2 separate regions of the Homo sapiens genome follow, and region 2 is linked to region 1. A link is a loop called in an ENCODE intact Hi-C map of the cell type or tissue named here. Cell type or tissue: Calu3. All regions are shown on one strand. Links, peaks and the distances in the headings refer to the core of each region. The heading gives the core; the rest is flanking DNA. Region 1 overlaps LINC02210-CRHR1 (LINC02210-CRHR1 readthrough). Region 2 overlaps MAPT-AS1 (MAPT antisense RNA 1).

Evidence for each region. Peaks named below come from ENCODE experiments on the same cell type or tissue, not always from the same donor. Only the 100,000 strongest peaks of a DNase experiment are listed, where the experiment ranks them.
Region 2: a loop joins it to region 1, with 19 times the contacts of the local background. A loop is called at or near these places in 4 of 110 quality-filtered maps.

Annotation. Positions count from the first base shown.
Region 1 is chr17:45,701,230-45,704,142 of GRCh38, forward strand. All of the region lies in intron 3 of LINC02210-CRHR1 (LINC02210-CRHR1 readthrough), which reads left to right. Among named protein-coding and RNA genes, the nearest start is that of CRHR1, 82 kb to the right of the region's middle. In Calu3, for the core only: no CTCF peak of the experiment used is centred there; a DNase peak (open chromatin) is centred at 1,652.
Region 2 is chr17:45,856,462-45,859,374 of GRCh38, forward strand. The region is part of intron 1 of MAPT-AS1 (MAPT antisense RNA 1); the gene reads right to left. Among named protein-coding and RNA genes, the nearest start is that of SPPL2C, 13 kb to the left of the region's middle. In Calu3, for the core only: no CTCF peak of the experiment used is centred there; a DNase peak (open chromatin) is centred at 1,750.

The DNA of each region.
Region 1 (2,913 bases), core at 202-2,701:
ACCATTCTGGACAACTTTTAAAAATATACTCCCTACAGGAATTCTGATAGTTGCCCTTCTCCCAATTTCATCCAAGTCTCTTGGTACATGTAGTGGATGCTGTAGAATGTCAACCTGGTCCCTCCTTCAGGATTGAGGTCCTCACTTCTCCAGTTGCAGCTAGGAGTATTGACAGATGATGTCTCTCAGCTAGGTCCCTCTCTAGGAATTGCCTCAGCCAAGGAGAGCCAAGTTCACTTCCTTGGGGCAGCCTGCATCAAACTGTGGATGTGGGGGTGTAAATACCCATTCCTTTTGCTTCAGGACAGGACAACTTAGAAGGCCATCCTAGCTCCAGAACTCCCGGTAGGCTTGGCTGGGACCCTTCATCCCAGCTCAGTTTCTCTCTCTGCCTAATCCCATTTCCTTCCCTCTCCTCCACACCCCCTTCCCTCTCCTCCCCACCCCAAGTTGTTGATGCCAAAAGCAACCTCAATAAATTTCCTGCATGAAAATATCCATTTCAGAGTCTGTTTCCCAGGAAACCCAACCCAAGGCAGCACACACAAAAAATTGAGACTCACCAGATCCAATGATCGGCAGGAGCCGTTCATCCATTCAGCAAACGAGTGTTTGGCACCTATGTTAACTCTAGCCCTAGAAGACGTCCTGGGTGAGGAAAGATTCCAAGTGGGCCTCAAAGAGTGGGCAGAGTGTGGAAGGAGGAGGAGAGGCAATGAATTTAGTGGAATCATTGTGTGTTTTGGAGTGCACACGTGGAGTGACCAACTAGATGTCTGAAATTATCCTGGAGTGCCGAATTACTAATTCCAGCTCTGGAGTGTCCCTATCTGACCTTTAGTGGGTGCAGGATTATTGCCTGTGGAAAATTCTGTCTTGCTTCTGCCATGTGTTATGTCCCAATGGCAACCTGTCCTCACACCCTACCTTTAAAGAGGTGATCTGTCTCCATCTCACAGCCAACATCAACAAGGGAAAGCTCCTACCTCCATGGTATTATTTGCAGCCTTTGTTCTGAACCTATCAATCGCTTCACCCTCTTGGAATCTTCTCTGAATTGTTCCTGAGGCCTCAGCTGCCAGCCTCTTGCCCTACCCCCTGACCAGGGCCTTGCAGGCTCTCCTTGACCCTGATGACTGATGTTTCCCTCCCAACCCTCAGCCTTTGACTCCCCACTCATTTATAATCCAGACACATTCTTCATCACATCTGTCTTCTGCCATGCCAGGGGTCTCCCCAGCCCAGCCTGTCCCAGGCTTTACCTCAGCACTGCCCCAGATGGTCAGGTGCTCTGCTGGCCTATAAGCCCTGTGACCTCAGACTGACTGTGTAGTGTTTAGAGGGGGATCTGGAGCTCTAAAAGGAGTTGGGGATTGTGACTATGACTGGGGCACATGACTGAGATGGTCCTCTTATTCTAATAACAGCAGGAAATGCTGTTAGGTCACCTCCTTTCCAGGGTTCTGCATCTTTACTCCCACCTGGCATAGTTTGGCTTCTGGCTTCCAGTCCAGTATCCCCAGGAAACAGGCAGACTTGAGCAGAGCTGAATCCTCAGTGAGGCACTGGAGACTTTGTCTTAAAGGAAATCAGGAAGGAGAGACACAAAATAGAAAACAGCCTGGGAAGAAGGGGTTCTGTCCATGGTTCTGAAAAAACAATCCCAGGAATACTGTGATTACTTGCTGACCTTCCACCTGAGGCTCAGCGCTCAGCTGTACATTGTGAGGAGCCCAAAGGACATGGGATCCCAGTTCCTGCCATAAAAGGTCCTTTAGGCAAGTTGGACACAATAAAACACCTACATGAGAACACACAGGAATAATTCTGAGCAGTCCAAATAATGATGGGTCTCAGAAAACTGCACATAGGAGAGTTCTGGCTGCCTTGATAAAGGGGACCTTGAGGCAAACCCCATTTTAGGCTCTAGGCCCTTTGAAGAAAAAACCACTTTGTAATGAAATGCTCTTTCTTTAGTCACCATACCATTCCCTGCAGTATTTAAAACCTAAAGGTCTTGGATATAAAACTAGTTTATCTAAATGCAGCAGTGCAGCAGTTTAAATTTAGGTGCTAATGCTATGTTTGAAATGTAAGCATACCATTGGCTTTTAGTTATGTCTTTAAAAAAGGATTGGTGAGTCATTTTTGTCTGGGTGCCCCAGCTCCAGGCCATATGGCCACGGTCTCTCAACCCTTGCTTGTCATAGTCACACAGAGCTGACCCTATAAGCAAGAGGCTCCAGAGCCTCACTTTCCAGGGCAGCCTGAGGCCCTGGGACATGTACACAGCAGCGTGTCTGCCACACCCACTGCTGATGGGAGTGCGCTCCCTCCCCAGGCGCTGCTCTGTCCTCAGCATTGTGAGGATCTTAGTATGCAGAGACAACGCATGGCCTCCCTGCTCTGCTCCCAGCAGGTGCCCTCCCTTGCCTTGCATGAGGAAAGGCTGCAACTTTGAGCTCCCTCTTTAGCTAGGGAGCCTCCCTTGCCTCCCTCACTGGGTCTCAGGAGGAAAGAGCTTGCGTACATCTTCATCCAGCCTCTGTATCTTTGTGGAGGTCTTCTCATTCACAGACAAAAGGAACTGCTTTAGGTCTATCTTCGGAATTGGAAAAATTAATATTCATAAGACAAATACCCTGATCCCTGACCAACCTGATGTCTGAGGGGCAGATCACACATCTATTGACCTCAGTTTCTCCTTTAAAACAAGAGGAGCTGACTGGATGATCAAACAGGTTTCTGCTGATTCATCCTAACAGTCTCTGAATCAGAAGGAGTGGGATGAGTCCTTCTTTACCTTAGATAAATATGTACCCTATCCATCTACCCCACTCCCTGAAGTCTTACCTCCCTGAGAGCCAATACTCAGGGAATTCTGTGTCCATGAGAACACTTCTTTTTTTCCTC
Region 2 (2,913 bases), core at 294-2,793, 160 kb after region 1:
ATGTATGTATTTATTGGGAATGGGGTCTTGCTGCATTGCTCAGGGTGGTCTCGAACTCCTGGGCTCAAGCAATCCTCCCTCAACCTCCCAAGTAGCGGGGATTACAGGCATGAGCCCCTGGCTTTATGGTGTTTGTTTGTTTGTTTGTTTGAGACAGGGTCTTGCTCAGTAATCCAGGCTGGAGTGCAGTGGCACGATCACTGCTCACTGTAGCCTTGACTTCCTGGGCTCAAGCAATCCTCCCACTTCAGTCCCCCAAGTAGCTGGAACTACAGGTGCACACCACTATGCATGGCTAATTTTTTTTTTTTTTTTTTTTAGTGGAGATGCGGTCTCACTATGTTGCTCAGGCTGGTTGTGAGCTCCTGAGCTCAATCGATCCTCCTGCCTCAGCCTCTCAAAGTGCTGGGATTACAGGTGTAAGCCACGGTGCCCAGCCTCTGTTTAATTTTTTAAGAGATTGCCATACTGTTTCCATAGAGACTATAGCATTTTACATTCCCACCAATAGTGCACATGTGTTCCAATTTCTCTACATCTTCATCAATACCTATTTTCTGGTTTTGGGTTTTTGTTGTTGTTGTTTGTTTGTTTGTTTGTTTTGAGACAGAGTTTCGCTCTTGTCGCCCAGGTTAGAGTACAGTGGCACGATCTCGGCTCATGCAACTTCCACCTCCTGGGTCCAAGCCATTCTCCTGCCTCAGCCTCCCAAGTAGTTGTGGTTACAGGTGTGCACCACCACGCCTGGCTAATTTTTGTGTTTTTAGTAGAGACAAGGTTTCACCATGTTGGCCAGGCTGGTCTCAAACTCCTGACCTCAGGTGATCCATCTCCCTCAGCCTCCAAAACTGCTGGGATTATAGGCATAAGCCACCATGTCCAGCCAATTTTCTGGGGTTTTTTTGTATTGTTTTTTTGTTTTTTTTTTTTAATAGCAGTCTTCTTAATAGATATGAGGTAATATCTCATTATAGTTTTGATTGGCATTTTTCTAATGCTCATTTTTCCATGTGCTTATTGGCCATTTGTCTTTTTAAATGGAGAAATGTATTTTCAAAACCTTTGTCCTTTTTTGAATCAGGTTGTTTGTCTTTTAGTTGTTGAGTTTTAGAAGTTCTCTATATATTCTAAATATTAATCCTTTATCAGATATATAATTTGCAAATATTTTCCTCCATACTGTGGGTTGCCTTTTTACTCTGTTGATAGTGTCTTAGGATTAACAAAATTTTTTTAACTTTTATGAAGTCTAGTTTTTCTTTTTTATGAAGTCTGTTGTCTGTGCCTTTGGTGTCATATCTAAGAAATCATTGCCAAATTCGATGTTGGTAAGCTTTTGCCTGATGTTTTCTTGTAAGAGTTCCATGCATAGGTTTATTATTTGTTCATTTCAGTCCCAAGATGTCATCTGTCACCCAGGCCATCTGAATCCTTGTTAAAGAAAAGGGCACAACTGTTCTTTGTCATGTCCATCCAGCTGCAGGACTTCTGATACCTCCCTACCATTTGTCAAACCAACCCCAACTCCTCAGCCTGGTGTTTAAGGCCATCTGCATCCAGCCTTCCCTCCTGACTGGCCTTCCCTCCACTGGCCCCTATACATCCTGTTCACATGGCTCTTCTCACACGCTCACCCTTGCTCCGTGCCTCTGCTCACCTGGAATGAGCTTCTTCCACCTTCCTCTAATTCCTATAAACAAGAATCCACTGAGACAGTCCACATTCCAGGGCCCCTGTGCTGGGCCCTGTCCAAGGTCCTGGAGATGAACATAAACAAGATGTGAGAGTGGCGGGAGAGGGTCATGGATGCATTCTCTTTAAGACTCTTTCGGCTTTGAAGAATAAGAAACTGCTCAAAGTAGCTTAAGCCAAAAGAGAAGCATATTTGAAGGGACACAGGAATTTCTCAGAACAGAAGGGCAAACAGCCCAGTCAGGGCTCATGGGAACTGGGAATTAGAAAGCTTTCTGCCTCGCCGAGCTTCATAATCTCTGGGCCTCCACTTCCTCTTCTCCCCTCCCTGGGCTGGCTGCCTCTGCTCACCCATTTTGCCCTTGTCTCGTCATGCCACTGGCCCCCAACTCCACGTCATTGCCTCTCAGCCCAGGGGTCACCAACAACAGGCAACGGTGTCTATGCAGCCACATTTCAGACTCTCTCGAGAGAATCTACCTGGCTTCCACACTCTCTAGGGACCCTATTTGTTTGGCATCCTGTCACTGACTGTGGGTGAGCCCATGGGTCCCTGACTCAGGTGCCCACCCCAGGTCCAATCAGCTGTGGCTGGAGAGGGAGGGTGAGGAAGGCAGGGGCCACTGGATCACAAGGTTGTTCTTCCTGGAGATTGCTTCTCCCGGATCAGAGTCTGAATTTTATCAGGATCCCTGGGTGAATCATGGGCAGATTAAAGTGTAAGAAGCAGGCCGGGTGCAGTGGCTCAGCCCTGTAATCCCAGCACTTTGGGCCAAGGCAGGAGGATCACTTGAGGTCAGGAGTTCGAGACCAGCCTGGATAACGTGGCAAAACCCTGTCTCTACTAAAAATACAAAAATTAGCCAGGAGTGGTGGTGCGTGCCTGTAATTCCAGCTACTCAAAAGGCTGAGGCAGGAGAATCACTTGAACCCAGGAGGCAGAGGTTGTAGTAAGCCGAGATTGTGCCACTGCACTCTACCCTGGGCGACTGAGACTCTGTCTCAAAAAATAAATAAATAAGTGAAAACAAAAATAATAAAGTGTAAGAAGTGCAGCTGTGGAGCTGCGGTTCTCCGAGAGTGGTCCCTGATCCAGCAGCCTCTGCATCACTGGGCAACTTGTTAGAAATGCAGATTATGGGCCGGGTGCGGCGGCGCATGCCTGTAACCCCAGCACTTCCGGAGGGCGAGGCGGGTGGATCACCTGAGGTCAGGAGTTCA